2 separate regions of the Homo sapiens genome follow, and region 1 is linked to region 2. A link is an interaction called in ENCODE POLR2A ChIA-PET data of the cell type or tissue named here. Cell type or tissue: IMR-90. All regions are shown on one strand. Links, peaks and the distances in the headings refer to the core of each region. The heading gives the core; the rest is flanking DNA.

Region 1 (8,330 bases), core at 331-8,330, 59 kb before region 2:
AATCTTTTTGAACATAAAGTCATAAAACTTGCTAAAATTTGAGTAAACCATTGATATGGTTTGGCTCTGTGTCCCCTCCCAAAACTCATCTTGAATTGTAATCCCCACATGTTGAGGAAGGGACCTGGTGAGAGGTGATTGGTTGATGGGGGCAAGTTCCCACCATGCTGTTCTCATGATGGTGAGTGATTTCTCACAAGATATGACGACTTAAAAGTGTTTGGCAGTTCACCCCTCACTCTTCTTCTCTCTTGCTGCCATGTAAGACGTGCCTTGCTTCCCTTCCGCCATGATTATAAGTTTTCTGAGGCCTCTTTAGTCATGTGGAACTGTGAGTCAATTAAACCAGCTTTCTATATAAACTACCCAGTCTCAAGTAGTTCTTTATAGCAGTGTGAGAATGGATTAATACAATCATAATATGAAAGGAATAAATATCAATGAATTTGATAAACTTGTGAGCTCTAACAATATTACTAGGTAGCTTTCTGTCAGTTAGAAAAGGTTTCCTAGTACTTTATCTGTTAGATTTCAGTTATTACCTGGTCAATTGTGTACCTGTATTTTTATCTGAAAGTAAAATTTTTTTTGCAGAGGTATAGCATGGTGTCTAGTATACACATGGTTAAGTCCAGGAGTTACGTTGTTAAATGGTTTAGAAAAATCCTAAAGATTTTATATAGGTGTTTGAAGATTTACTAAGTGCTACGTAATTCAAAAGCATCCATGCCTTTTCTGTATGGTTCTGTTCAGTTTATCTTCTTATAACCTTGCTTGAGGACAAATTTAATGAACATGTTTAAAGAATTTTAAGACAAAGAAGAATACGTAACATTTTTTTCCATACAGAACTTACTTTGGGACCCTTAAATTATATATTTTTGTCATTATTATTTATTTAAGCTTGTAACTTCACTTCACTTAGATATCAGAAGAGATAATTTGCAGATTTTCTGATTTCAGACCTAACAAGAAATGAGTATACCAAAGGATGCCTGTATGTTGGGAAAGAAAATGACTGGTTCAGCAAATAGACACTTTTCAAGAAAATATGTTGACTTCCTTAAAAAAAATGGCACGTTAGCAAATCCTTGTGAGTGAACCCACTGACTCCACCCTGAAGTAACTGAGAGTGTGCAGGTTTTCTCCAGACATCAAGACTGATCTCTGGGTCATGTGCTCATGTCAGGTAGTCATGTTATTTGGTTTTAAGGCCACAGAGAAGCATCAAGGCTCATGTAATGAGTGTTGATGGGATTGTGACTGTGGAGCCAGGGTTCCTGGGAATATCACAAGATCCAAATTATCCACAAATAGAGATATTCCCTGATACTCTGAAAGCGTGTTCTTTGGAGAGGCGAGCTCTATTAAATGACACAAGTAAAAGACAGATTCTGATCATGGCTCTTCCAAGCTTTCTTGGAGGGACTAGGGCCACATGGGAATGCCAGAAGCCTGCTCGACATCCACATCCAGGAGGCTGGAGAATGGCTTGCTGCCAACCATGGCTGAGGGGTTAAGAAGAAAATAGAGTCATGAATCTTTTATTTTTCCTATGTTCAGGCCCACTGCGAGCTTTACCAATGTTATTTCGTTCTATCCATTGCATTCTGTCCCTCTCATTCTATCTCAAACCCACAGGGTCCACAGTGTTCTTTCTATTTTAGAGCCTAACAAACAACCCCACAAGCTGAGACTCAGAGAGATTACACATCTTCTTCAAGACAACAGAGCAAGGAGCAGAGCCAGGATTCAAAACCAGCTTTTTTCTAAATCTAAACCTCATTCTCCTTGATCGTTCATCTCCACACTCCCTAGGTCCAGTTCTGGCTTTATTTTACTTTATAATAATGAGTCCATATATATGTGCCAGGCTGAGATCTAAGTGTTTTCCAGCAATCAGTCCTTTCAACAATCCTACATGGTAGGTTCTGCTATTAGCCTCATTTTACAGATACAGTAGCTAAGGTACAGAAAGGTACCTTGCCTGCAGTTACTCGGTTAGTGGAGCCACAGTCTAGTTCCATGCTCTTAACCACTTATACTAGTAGCACTCTATGGCATCCTTTACTTTTTACTTATTTATTGTCTGTTTACTCCATTCCCACTATAATGTATGGAGGTATGACCATACATAATGTATAATAATGTAAGCTCTGTGAGAACCAAGATTTGTTTTTAATCCACTACCTCTTCTCCAGGGCTTAGAAGAGTGCCTAACATACTGAAGATTCTTTTTTGCATATATTTAAGGTGTACAGCATTATGTTTTGGTATGCATATATATGGTGAAATGATTACCACAGGTAAGCAAATTAACCTATCCATCACCTTCCATAGTTACTTCGTGCGTGTGTGTGTGTGTGTGTGCGCTTGATAAGCGCATCTGAAATCTACTCTCTGAGCAAATGTACATTATACAATATCCTTAACAATAGTCTTCATGCTTTACATCATAACTCTACAATTCATCCTACATTCTGTAAATTTGTACACTTTGACTTCTCCCTAATTCCTCCATCACCCCTTCTTCAAATATTTAAGATTCTTAATCAAAACTTATTGAATAAATCATGCTACTTATTTGGGGACACAGGGAGCTGATATTAGAGCTGGGGATTCTCAGGAGTTAGGTCCAACGTAAGTCAACCTGGGACGCCTGGAGAGAGGTGTTTCCTGCTGTGCATGTGGCTGACCACCAGGGTATTTCTTGGGTGCCCAGACAACAGAATTCCTTGGTGAGAAATCTCTGTGGTGCTTTTTTTGAGCATTATTCATTCTGGCAGGAGCATCTAATTAAAAGAATCATAACCCTTTTGATGGTAGATTTCAATGGGGTTCCCTTAGATCCTTATCTCATGTGGATGTTAGATTCAAAGTAACACAGAATTGAGAGTTTGACAGCTTATGTTACAACACAAACATATGTGACCTTGGGGAAGTTTTCAGCATCTCTGAGTTTCAGTTTTATCCTTTCTAAATCAGTCTTAATAACATTGAGCTCACAGTACTCGGTTGATAATCTGGTCCACAGTAGAAATACAAGTTCAGTTGTGTCCTGGAATTAGAGCTCTGTTATATCTCATTCCACCTCCTGTTGGGAATGACAGTTGGAACAGCCCGACTTGTCAGCATTATGAGATGGTGACAAACTCCCCTGATGTTGAGGCAACAGTTTCACCATGGCTGCTCTGTGTCTTCATTCCTGAAGAGTGAGGTGAAGAGGGCAAAAGTCAAGTCCACCTGATGAAGTACAAGGTCATCCCCCACAAAGAGTGTGAGCAACCTTAGAGAAAGGTAGAAGAGGAACCCCAATCAACAACGTTTGCATGGGTGGACATAGAGCCAGGGTTAGAGAAGCAGAAAGTATTAATATTTTTAAAATACAATTTGGTTCCTGCCTGAAACCCTGCCAAGCTGGTAAAGAAAATGACAGTTCTGGAACAGTGTTCCTTAACTTATTATTGTCATCCCGGAAACGTTTCTCAGCATTTTCCACCAATCACCTCTGTACTCCTATGCAATGTAAATACTGCAGATATACTGTGTATCTGTGTATTCATTTCCTAGGAATGCTGTAACAAATAACCAACAACTAGGGGGCTTACATACTCTCTCACAGTTCTAGAGGACAGAAGTTCAAAATCATGATGTTGACAGGACCATACTCTCTCTGAAGGTTCTAGGATCCATCCCTGCCTCTTCCTAGCTTCTGGTTGTTACCAGCAATCTTGACATTCCACGGCTGGTGGATGCACCATTCCAATCACAGGGCATTCAACCTGTGCGTCTTCACATCACCTTCCCTCTGTTTATGCGGCCGAACTTCCATCTTCTTGTAAAGACACTAGTCATTGGATTAGGGCCTACCCTAATCCAACACAACTTTACCTTACTTTGATTACATCTACAAACACTCTATTGCCAAATACAACCCCATTTTCAAGGATCAAGGTAGGTATGTACATTTGGAAGACACTTCAACTCAGAATAATCTGTTTTTATACTATATTCAGGGGTCCCCAACCCCCAGGCCATGGACTGGTACTAGTCTGTGACCCTTTAGGAACCAGGCCGCACAGCAGGAGGTAAGCAGCAGGTGAGTGAGCAAAGCTTAATCTGTATTTACAGCTGCTCCCCAAGGCTCAAATGACCACCTGAGCTCCACCTCCTGTCAGGTCAGCGGTGGCATTAGATTCTCATAGGAGCATGAATCCTATTGTCAGCTGTGCATACGAGGGATCTGGGTTGTGTGCTCTTTATGAAAATATAATGCCTGATGGTTTGAGGTGGAACAGTCTCACCCCAAAACAATCCCCCAACCCCCTAGTCCATGGAAAAATTGTCCTCCATGAAATGAAACCAGTCCCTGGTGCCAAAAAATTTGGGGACTGCTGATATGTGTGTGAGTGTGTGTATGTGTGTGTGTGTGTGTGTGTGTGTGTATACTATATTATACTGTATATGTAATATATATATTCCCTGTGCTTTGTAGAAAAGTAATATAATTTGTTTGCACCAAAATCCAGTTTATGCTCCCGTGAGGAAAATATTGTCCCCATTGAAGACAGAAGTAGGCACAGTGGGGCTGTAGGTCAAATCTGGCCTGCCACTTACTTTTGTAAAATGTCTTATTTGCACATTCCCATGTCATTTATTTACATATAGTTTATGGCTGCTTCTGGACCGTATCTACAGGGCTGAGTAGTTGCCACAAAGACTATCTGGCTCACCAAGCCTGAAATATTTACCATTTGGCCTCTTACAGAAAAAAAAGTTTGTCATACCTTGCTCTATATCAGGACTGAGAAATGGATGTGGAAAAGTTCATCAGCTCACAGACTGACAACTTATCACATGATATCTTGGCATTATGATTTCATAATATTCATAGGGCCTAGGGTATTGTCATACCAGGTGTTCATTACTGTGGAACAAAGGAAATTCAGCAGAGGCCAAGCTGATTCCAGAAGGCTATTTAGGTTGAAGGGTGTTTTTAGATATTATGAGCTTATTTGGATTTGATCAGGATCAAGGGTTTTAATATCAGGAGAAGCAAGAAGTATCACAATGTAAGAAAATTGAATGTAAAGTCTGGGTATTTTGCTAAGATAGGAAAAGGGAAAGCTTTGGTTAAAAAACATAGGCAGAAACCATGAAGCAAAGATAAGCTGATGTTAATAAAGCCATAATTGGCAAAAAGACAATAGTATTACTAGGTAGCATTTATATAAAATAATTTTTTTGGATGTTCTAAGATCTTTCCACGCACTATTAAATTCTCAAACACAAGGAGCTGAATATCATTTTAATCATAAAAACATTAGCAATAACAGAAAAAAGATTCAGCATTTTTTGACCACTCTGAGGCCAAGCAAAACAAAACAAAACTTGTGTTCGCTCATCTCACCCAATAGTCAACACTAAAGACCTCTGTGACTGGTTTATGTGGATTTTATTTTCCACACACCAAGCAAGCAATCAGTTCTGCAGTGGACACCAGCTGGGTGTCCTCTAATTCAATGCAATTCTGATACAATCTACCTGGAGGTAGCGTCAGATCCCACAGGTTGAGGGCTCAATCTCCAAGATTGCCCTCTCCTTTTGATGCCAATCACAAGCTCTAGGTGGCTTTACCTGTGCTTCTGACCAGGTTGCTGTAAATCGGGGTTGGGTGAATTTGCTAGAGCAGCTCACAGAACTCAGGGAAACACTTACTTACATTTAGGTTTATTAGAAGGGATATTACAATGGATACAGATGAAGGATGCATGGGACGAAGTATGGGGCAAGGGGTGTGAAGCTTCCATGCCCTCCCAGGGTGCAACCCCCTCCAGAAACCTCCACATGCTCAGCTATCCAGAAGCTCTCTGAACCCTGTCCTGTTGAGTTTCTATGGAGGTTTTCATTACATAGGTGTGACTATTTAAACCATTGGCCATTGGTGAAACCTTCGATGTCTTCCCTCTTCCCAGAGGTTCTGCTGAAATTCCCAACCTTCTAATTGTGCCTTGGCCTTTCTGGTAAGCAGCCACATCCTGAAGCTCTCTAGGGGCTTCCAGCCACAAGCCAACTTATTAACATACACAAAGGCACTACTTTGAGGATTTTAGAAGTTGTCTGCCAGGAAACAGGGTCAAGACTAAATATATGTTTCATATCACAACCCTCTACTCTGCAATATAACCAAAGCTTAATAATACTGTCTCAAAACCGGCAACTTATTTCTCTCCATTTTACTGATGGGAAACTGATGCCCAGTGAAGGTATTTGCACAATATTAGAAACATACTCAGGAAGTGGCAAAACCCCATCTTTGAACCCAAGTTTGTCTGACACTAAAATAGATTTGCTTCATTTTTTTTCAGATGCACACCAGGGGTATAGACAGACAAGCAGAATACACGGTTCAGGAAGTCAATAAAAGTAGAACAAAGTGACAAAAAGGATGGCAAGAGGGAAAAGTATTGCGATTTCTTTTTTTAGAATAAGGATCCTTTCCAACTTGCTGTTATCTTCCACCCCCTGCATGAGCTTCTGCATGAGCTTCCAAACTCTCGCAGGTATGCGTTTGTATATATTGATAAATTCCAATTAAAATAACAGATAAAGACATCAGCTTCCTGTTGAGGACTTCATAGAGTTACGATTTTTTTTTTTTTTTACATCTGATCAAATGACATCTACTGATAGGGTTTTATACTAATAAAAAATTTTAACTGAAATAGAAATACCCAATTCTGCCCCACCATCAATATCTCGTCAGGAAAAACATAAAACATTAGCTCTTAAATAAATTTATTTAGCACATACTGAATATTCGTACTGTCCCTGATAGCTGACCCTGCCCTTCCCTGTTGGGCACAGGCCTGGAGAAGTTCATTTCCACTGGGCCAATCCAAAAGGAATGATGGAGTGGGAAGGTGAGCATCTCTTACCTGTGTCTGATAACTACATCAACCTTATAATGCCTCTGGGAGTTTTGTTTTGTTATAAAGTTGAGGTCTTACTATGTTGCCTAGGCTTGCTTCAAACTCCTGGCCTCAAGTAATCCTCCCACCTTGGCCTCCCAAAGTGCTGGGATTACAAGTGTGAGCCACCACACCCAGCCTCCTTTGGGAGGGTTAAATCAGAATATATATATAGAGAGAGTAATATTATATAATGTATATATATAAAATGTATATATACATCCTATCTTGTGCCAAGAATTCCTCCATATACTTTATATATACAACATATTACATATATAACATGTTATATTATATATATTATATGTATATATAACAAGTTTTTTATATATTTATATATATATATAAAATAATCCTAATCCTAATCCTCAAAACCTGTGAATATGTGACCTCAAATGGTAAAAGGGACCTTGCAGATGTGATTGAGTTAAGGATCTTGAGTTGGAGAGATTGTTCTGGATTGACAGGTGGTGCCCATGAAGTCACAAGGTTCTTATAAAAGAAAGGGGGAGCCAGGAAATATGTAAAGACAAGAGTTGAGAATGAACCAGAGGCAGCATGAAAACGACTTAACCAGCCACTTTTGGCTCTGGAGGCAGGGGAAGGACCATGAGCCATGGACTGCAGGTGGCCTGTAGAAGCTGAAAAAGGCAAGGAAGGCACTTGTCTTCTAGAGACTCCAGAAGTAACACCGCCCTGCTGACTCCTTGATTTTTACCATTGTAAACTTCAGACCTCCATATTGTAAGATAATAAATGCGTGTTACTTTGAGCTACCAAGTTTGTGGAAAGCAGCAATAAGAAATGAATACAAGCCATCTGTATACTCTCCCAGGACATGTCAACAGACATCATATCCCCAACCTTCTTCACTGTTCACTTAGATGCCCCCTGATTCCCCTTCTCACACCTGAGAGAGATGGAAGATTGCCCTTTACAACTCCAAATGCAATTTGTATTACTAAGCAGGAGGCCATTGAGTGTGACACTTTTGAACAAAATTAGTCCGCTGAGGTCCAGATTGCCAAATTCTTTGCCAAATAGGTGGTCTGATGTACTGCTAAATAGGTGGTCTTATGTACTACTTTGTCCAGAGGAAAAACATTGCAGACCTGGATGCATGCACTGCTTCCAGAACACACCCTGTAGCCCTGACTCTAACTTTAGTATTGTGCATGGCTATATATTCATTTCAGGAGACAAAATACTATTACCTCCTCCCTCTTCCAAGACTGCATGCTGAAAGATATGAAAAGAAATGTAGTTAGGGTAAAATAGGCGGAGATGAAAACGTAGAAAGACAGCATTTCTGGCTACTTCACAGTTTAGTTCCCACACCATGGAGATGACAGGAAAGGC
Region 2 (8,347 bases), core at 81-8,080:
CAATTCTCCCTTTCCAGAGCCTCTGATGATAAAATACCAGATGGCTTACATAACCAGATGTTTTCCTCATTGTCCTATTTTTCTGTTCACTGCTACTCGGTATACTTCTTGAATTTGTATTTCTTTATTTATCTCCATAAATATTGGCATTTTCTATACTTCCAGCCTCAGCCATCTTCAGTATTTTACCCAGCCATTCCCTTTAGAGGGTACTATTCTTTCCTAAGGAAAGGTGATCCTCAACTCTTCCAAGTCTTTGAAATAGGGTCTCACTCAGCTGCCCAGGCTAGAGGTCAGAGATGTGATCGTGGATCACTGCCACCTCCGCCTTCTGGCTTCAAGCGATTCCCCTGTCTCAGCCTCCCCAGTAGCTGGGATTACAGGCATGGGCCATCACGCCCAGCTAATTTTTGTATTTTTAGTAGAGACGAGGTTTTGCCATGTTGGCCAGGCTGGTCTTGAACTCCTGGCCTCAAGTGATCCTCTCACCTTGGACTCCCAAAGTGCTGGGATTACAGGCATGAGCCACCAGGCCCGGACACTTCCAAGTCTTTATTTATTAAACTAGTGGTACCCAGAACACTCGCCATTGCCCCTGCTTCTCCTGTATCACCCGCTGCTCAGATCGGCTTTTCACATCTCCCTGTCATCAGCAAGTTCTCTTTGGTCACCTTTCTCAAAGTATATACTGAAAGCTCTCTATCATTACTGTCAGAGCTTTGGACAATCTCTTGCTACACTAACATGGATAATTTCAGTAGCCTCCAAACAGATCTTGTTGTCTCTACTCTTGCACAGCTTAATCCATCTTCCACACAGCTACAGGAGCACTTTCTCCAAAGCACAGAAACTGCTCATCAGATACCCTTCCCACTTGCTAATATGAACCGTAACTGCCTAGAGGTGAGTTTGTTTCAGTCAGCTTTTTTCAATTCACTGGGAGAAAAATTAGCTTTAATACAAAAAGCTGTGCATAATGCTTTAGAATAGGCAAGGAAAGCAGTCTCTTTTAAAAGCATCTGTCAGATAAAATGCACCTTAGCAATGGCATAAAGAAAACATCTTGCCTGTAGAAGAAATTTATGAGGCAAGAAAAAAAAGATGAAAGGAGGAGCCTATTGCAGAAGTAAATTAGAAATCTAGGTAAAAGAAAAATATCAGGGCAGCACCTCCTAAATTAAACTTAATTGAAAGAGATTAAGCTGAATTAAAATTGATTAGGCCAAGCCTGGCATCATTATGAATTTTAATAATAATAATAATAATATTCATTGAACACCTAGTTGATATAGGGTAAGACACTGTCCCTTCCCCTGAGTTTATAATCCAAATTAGGGAGGGAGAGTGAGTTGGCTGAAAAAGTAAAAGCGAAATAGACTTCAAGGAAATGAGTTCTAATAGCACTGACTCCATTTGGAGAGTAGTTTAGTGTTGTAATGGGAGTAAGTAACCTCACAGAATGTTAGATTCTTTGTAATTATTTAAGGGAGGAATAAGGTTCTGGAACTTTAGCCAATACTGTAGTTACTGGTGAGGTAAAAAAGTGTCAGTCTGGGTGGAAAAGGAAACAAAAAATAAGGGAAAACAGTATGAGATATGGTAAACAAGGAAGAAAACTGCATTATTACTCCATTTAATGGAAAATAAGCGTTCAAAAAACATGTAGTTTCTTGTAGATCTTTGCAGTATCTTAATTTTCTAATCATTAATTCTATCATATAATTATACCTTGATTTTTTATTTTATTTTACTGCTGAAAAAGTCAATAGCTTATTGATTTTAGGTTTTAAAATTAAGTTTATTAATTTATTCTTTCAATAGTTGTTATTTGGAGGCATGATTTAAAAACAAGTTGAATTATTTTTCTTGTACCTCTTGTAAACACCTTAAAAAGTCTAATTCCAAACAATAGTTCTAAGAATATCTTGAGCAATGACAACAACTTCAAAATGAATGAGTAGCTTTTTAGAGTGTTACATTGAAAAAACTAAGCTTACTGTGCTTTATTATACAGCCACATTTTCAAAGATAAACATAGACTTCCCAGGGATAGTTTTTCCATTGCTAGTATCTGCCTCCTTCTCTTCAAAGATGCACATTACAACTAGCAAGGGTGAGGACGGTGTAGCTTCGTCTCCTTCCTCTCTCAGACGTATCGTAGAGAAGATGGATCTTTCCTTCCGCCATCTCTGCTAATTGATGATGTTTGAGCTCTTCCTTGGGGAAGACATCAGCAGTTCATTCACTGCAGTTGCCAATCATTGAATCAGGTAGAGTATGTTCCCCTCTTATAACGGGAAGCTTTCAGTAAATCAGATATGACGATGGGCATGACTTTGGAGGTATAAAGTGACCAACATTATGGTTCCATAGCAGGTATGCTTTCCTCTCTTCCCAAGAATAAAAGTGTGCTGCCCTACTCTCAGGAGATTCCCTGAAGGACTCAGAAGAAATGGACAGATTTAATCTAGTATAAAAAAGCATGTACCCATTTCCAACAAATATATCACTACTTCTCAGAGTAGGGAAATACTGTACATATCAAAAATGTGGTGCACCAATCAAAATTACATAAAATCAGTGATGTAAATCATAAACTTATGACTCTACTATCCCCAATGGTATAACGATTATAAAATATTTTTAGATTAAAAATAAGTACCAAAAGATAACATAGGAGACTATCTAGGGGACCTCAGATTTGGAAATGACTTTTTAGATGCAATAGCAAAAGCATGCTTCATGAAAGAGAAAATGAAGTTGGACTTTATTGAAATTAAAAACATCTGTTTCTGAAAGACACTGTTAAGAGAAAGAAAAGATAAGCCACAGGCTGGGAGAGAAAGACAATACTTGAATAACATGTATCTGATAAAGGACTTTGTTTCCAAAATCTACAACCAGCTCTTATAACTGAGCAATAGGAGAACAACCCAATTAGACATGGGCAAAAAATCTAAACAGACAACTCACCAAAGAAGATAGACAAATGTTAAATACACATATGAAAAGGTGCTCAACACTGTACATTCGTTAGAGATTGCAAATTAAAACCACAATGAGATACCACTACACTTATTAGAATGGCAAAAAAATCAAAACACTGACAACATCAAATGTGGGTGAGGATGTTGAGCAACAGAAACTGTCATTCACATCTAGTGGGAAAGCCAAATAGTGAAGCCACTGTCAAAAACAATCTGACAGCTGCTTACAAAGCCAAACATAGTTTTACTATACAACCCAGCAATTGTGCTCTTAGGTATTTACCCAAATGAATTGAAAATGTTATGTCCATAGAAATGCCTACACATAAAAGTTTATAGCAGGTTTATTCATAATTGCCAAAAATTGAAAGCAATCAAGATATCCTTCAATAGGTGAATAGGTGAATGGATAAACAAACTCTGGTACATCCATGCAATGGAATATTATTCAGAGATAAGAAGAAATGATCTATCAAACCACAAAAAGAGACAAAGGAACCTTAATTGTGTGTTACTAAGTTTAAGAAGCCAATGTGGAAAGGCTAAATGCTGTATGATTCCAGGTATATAACATTCCGGAAAAGACAAAGCTGTACAGATAGTAAAAAGATTGGTGTTTGCCAGGGTTATGGGGGAGAAGAGGGAAATACCTGGGGCACAGGCTATTTTTAGGGCAATGACACTGTTCTGTATGATGCTGTAATGGTGGATACAGGATATTTTGCATTTGGCAAAACCCACGGAATTGTACTACTACACAAAGAATGAAACCCAATGTCAACATGGACTTTAGTTAATAATAATATATCGATATAGTTTCCTCAGTTGTAACAAATATACCACACTAATGCAAGATGGGAATAATAGGGAAAAGTGAGGGTATGGGGGAGATGGGGTCTATGGAAATTCTTTGTACTTTACCCTCAATATTTCTGTAACTCTTAAACTATCCTAAAAATTAAAATCCATTAAAAACAAATAGAAAATACACTATCAGCTCCAACACATGGAAAACTCTAGTATTACCATGTCCAATATTTCTGAGAATTCCAAAGCCATCTAAATATCTGGGGTCCTCCTGCGCAATAAGTAGATGTAGGGTAGTGACACGTTCCCTAACATATGTTTCTGTAATTTAGTTTGGCGAAGAGCTTGTCTTTGTTTTGCTTTTTTTTTTTTTCAAGAAACAAGGTGTCACTTGATCTTTTGAATAGGTTCTTTTCAAATGTTCTTACCTACTGACTGTTAAAGTATTCAAGGCAAATGATGTTGCCATATTAATACAATTTATTTTGGTTAAAGCAGTTTGCCTTAAGCTGCTAACGCAGACTCAGTGCTCTGTGCAATTGATGGGTGAATGATCAATAGAACACCTAAGATTCTCATAAAATCCAGCCTCCAACACTGTGACAATGAGCCAGATTAAGAGAAAACTTCAGTTGGCTTTCTGTTGTCTCTCTTACAGACTGGCTTTCCAGGCATTCTAACTGAATTACAATAGACAAAAATTAGTTGACAAAGTCAGCAACGTAGACCATGTAAACCTCATGATTCCTTATAGTGAAATAAACAGTGAGGTAAGTACAGATAAACTTTAACATTTCAGTGAGTTAATAAACAAAAAGCCCTTTATTCATGTGAGAGTATAGTCATTGGTATGTGTTGAGAGAATGGATCCACACAGTCATTCAGGGAACCCAGGCTGATGAAGGTTTTGACATTTTCAATGGGTGGTTTCTATAGCAACACTATCTGTTGTTATCCATCCAAAGGATGATGAAAGAGAGAGAGAGAAAAAAAACAGCACGTGGAAAGTTTCTTGGTCCAGGTGTATATCACTTCTGTCTATACCCCATTGGCCAGAATTATTTGTTCACATGAACACACATAAGTACATGGGAGGGTGGGAAATATGGAGATTAAGGAAGTAGATGTGTTAAATATATATGATATATAATTATACATATGTATTCCAAGTACATACATCTCATTCATTCTATTCCAGAATTAATAGCTTGTGATGAGAAGACAGGACTGGAATAGAATTGAGGATGAAATAAATAAAATTTAATTAATTAAACAAGAGTAAATCTTTGCATGACAGCATGTCATGTGTTAAGGGATCTGATTAACACAACTCTTTGTAGCTGACATAAAACTACAATTTTTTTAAAAAAAGGAAAGCAAGTTAGTAAACCCACTAAAAATGGACAGATTTCTTTCTCAACTTGTTGAGGAGAGACATCATAGGATTCTTTCTATTATTTTAAGTTCCATCAAGTTTTTTCTCTCCCCGGAGAGCTAATTTCTTACTGCACTCTTGAGTCATGACAGATAATTAGAAAATCTGGTCAGGCTTTTGCGGTGCCATATTTCTGCAAGTTTTGTATTGTTATAAAATAGCTTCAGGGGAGACACACATACCAAAAAAAAAGGATAATAAGGGTGAGAGTACATTAGCCTAAAGTATAATTTTATTGTTTTCCATCTGTTGTAATTATGAAAATAAACTCATTGGTACTCTGATCAGCAGGATAAGTCATCAGAAAGATGCTTGTGTCTAGCAACATATCTTGTTACATGTTATAAATAAGAACATCTTATCTGTATGGCTTTTTTCCCCCTTAGGAGCAGAGCCATTGCAATCTTCCCACTAGAAGAGTCATATTTTTTCCCCCTCAAACCAACATAGCTCAAGGGAATAGTATTTGTTTCAACCAAATCATTACTGCATATGGGATTTAGATTTGCATTTGCACCTATTTCCAAGGTGACTGAAAAAGCGTTATTTTAAGAAAATAACAATTTAAAAATCATAGTTGGAAGGGTATGTTTTCTCTCCACTTATTGAGTAAGAATAATATGTGTGCTATTGAGTGTGTAGGAGTACCCAGTGAGCATTTGTCAACTAAGTTTTACAGTGACAAACCAACTGAGTCAAGAAAAATAGGCTCGATTCTTCCTCTCTCGCTCTCTTACTGCCTGAACTATGGAAAGCTTACTCTAAAGCATGCGCTGATTATTTTTAAATAGTAAGGGTGATTTCATTACCTTAAAGAGGACACGTGATTAACTGCCTTAACTCACTTCTTGTTTTCTCTAACTTCAGGAAGTGACATAACTGGCATTGATGATGGAAAAAATCAAAAGGAAGATTGTTTTCCTACAGCATCAATTTTATATTTTCCTAAAAAATACTGTGAAAGGTTAATGGCTACTTATCCATAAATATTGTCTTATATAATGTATTTTTCATTACTGGTAGAAGAAGGAAATCATAGAAACAAAAGAAAGTAAATTTTTAGATTTTAATAGGGACCAGTGATTCTCTCAATTCTTAAATATCTCTAGTCATCAGCCATATTTGAGAACCACTGCTCATGGTAACTCATTAATTTTAGAAATACAGGCCAGAGAGTGAAGTCATACAACTAGGGGCTGGCAGAGTGAGGACACGGTGAGAAAGTGGGCTTTTTTGGTTTTTGTTACCTCCCTCCATGACAACACACACACACACACACACACACACACACACACACACACACACACAATTATAAGAAGAAATGTGAGCGCAGGATCTTGTTGCTATCACTCATGATAATTCTAGTTGACATACAGGAACAAAGAGTGATAGGTTTTCTTCACCTTAACATGATGTGAAGGCCCTGCAAAGTAGTGAAATATCTTTCCTAATTTAAGGGATACTGAATGGACTCAACCACTAGCAGAAGGACATCCTAGCAGAGTACTGAGAATTTTCTTTTTGGAGTGTCCCAGTCCATCCATGAAGAAGGCTGCTTCAGTATTTTGAGTTTCAGCATTTCTCAGTTTGGGGTTTTTGAGCAAGGGTTGCTACTTACAATTTTCTAAAGACCCTGACCTGAGTTAGATTTCCAGGGGATTGATGATACACTGAGTGGAAGAACCATCAAGAGTCCAATTGATGGCCCCAGGGAGCTGCAAAGAAGGTGCTTCTCATAGATTAGTTGATTTCAATTTCTTTGAAAGGAATGTGGTCCACTGGACAACTTCTTACTGTTCCTCCTGTGCTCCTGTCCCTAGATCTCCAGAACTCATAGTTTAGTTTTATAATTTTTTGTTGTTGTTTTCTGAGACGGAGTTTCACTCTTGTTGCCCAGGCTGGAGTGCAATGGTGAGATCTCGGCTCACTGCAACCTCCACCTCCGGGGTTCAAGTGATTCTCCTGCCTCAGCCTCCCAAGTAGTTGGGATTACAGGCATGCACCACCACGTCCAGCTAATTTTTGTTTGTATTTTTAGTAGAGACGGGGTTTCTCCATGTTGGTCAGGCTGGTCTTGAACTCCCAACTTCAGGTGATTCACCCGCCTTGGCCTCCCAAAGTGCTGGAATTACAGGCGAGAGCCACTGTGCCCAGCCTAAACGTGTATTATAATAAATATATAATATTTACAACTTTGTAAACATATGTAAATAGGAGTTGTTTTAGAAAATTGTGGAATTGTTAAAGGAGTCTCCCACCTCAAACCATTTTCCCCAGGGTCTCTCAGAGTACACAAGGAAATATGAGTTCCTCTTGCTTTGACATCTGGGTGGGGATGAATTAAAGAACATTCCAATGCATAGTAATTACCTTGTAATCAAAGTTAAGTGTAAGGATCAAGGAATTCTGATTGGTGCTAAATCCATTTCATAAAAAATAAGCAATCTCAAGATTTCTCAAAGGAGTGAATGACTGGATAAACAACCAATCGGAGACTGAAGTGAAGTTACAAAGGCCACACGCCTAGGCAAACATCTGATGAACCAAATTACCTCATGAATGGGAAAAAAAGTTAGACAGGACAGAATCCGCTTGCAGTTGGCTAAAAAGTTGGGAATTGTTTGGTGAAGAATAGAAATCACTGGAGGCCTTTTAGTAGGAATATAGCATGGCTAGATTTATGATTTTGGAAGATTTTCTGGCAATGGGAAGTGTTATGCTAACAGAAAATACACAGTGACTTTTAATCATTCTGTCATAATCTCACTGTATTATTCTGTTCTCACATTGCTATAAAGAAATACCTGAGACTGGGTAATTTATAAGAAATGAGGTTTAATTGGCCCACAGTTCTATAGGCTGTACAGGAAGCATGACATCATCTGCTTCTGGGGAGGCCTCAGGGAGCTTCCAATCGCGGTGGAAGGCAAAGGGATTGTGAGGCGTCTCACACGGTGGGAGCAGGAGCACAGAGGGTAGCAGATGCTACACACTTTTAAACACCCAGATCTCCTGAGAACTCACTCAGCATCACGAGGACAGTGCCAAGTGGATGGTGCTAAATCATTCACGAGAAACTGCCCCTGGGATCAAATAACCTCTCACCGAGCCCCACCTC

What was found. Peaks named below come from ENCODE experiments on the same cell type or tissue, not always from the same donor. Only the 100,000 strongest peaks of a DNase experiment are listed, where the experiment ranks them.
Region 1: POLR2A ChIA-PET joins it to region 2 with 13 read pairs; 4 of 35 experiments call an interaction of 5 or more read pairs at or near these places.

Annotation. Positions count from the first base shown.
Region 1 is chr10:9,998,353-10,006,682 of GRCh38, forward strand. No RefSeq gene overlaps it. Among named protein-coding and RNA genes, the nearest start is that of LINC02670, 56 kb to the right of the region's middle. In IMR-90, for the core only: no CTCF peak of the experiment used is centred there; no DNase peak of the experiment used is centred there.
Region 2 is chr10:10,057,200-10,065,546 of GRCh38, forward strand. LINC02670 (long intergenic non-protein coding RNA 2670) reads left to right here and starts at 1,523. Exons shown (of 4, transcript NR_120636.1): 1 at 1,523-1,599; 2 at 2,092-2,270; 3 at 4,453-4,564; 4 at 6,097-6,303. In IMR-90, for the core only: no CTCF peak of the experiment used is centred there; no DNase peak of the experiment used is centred there.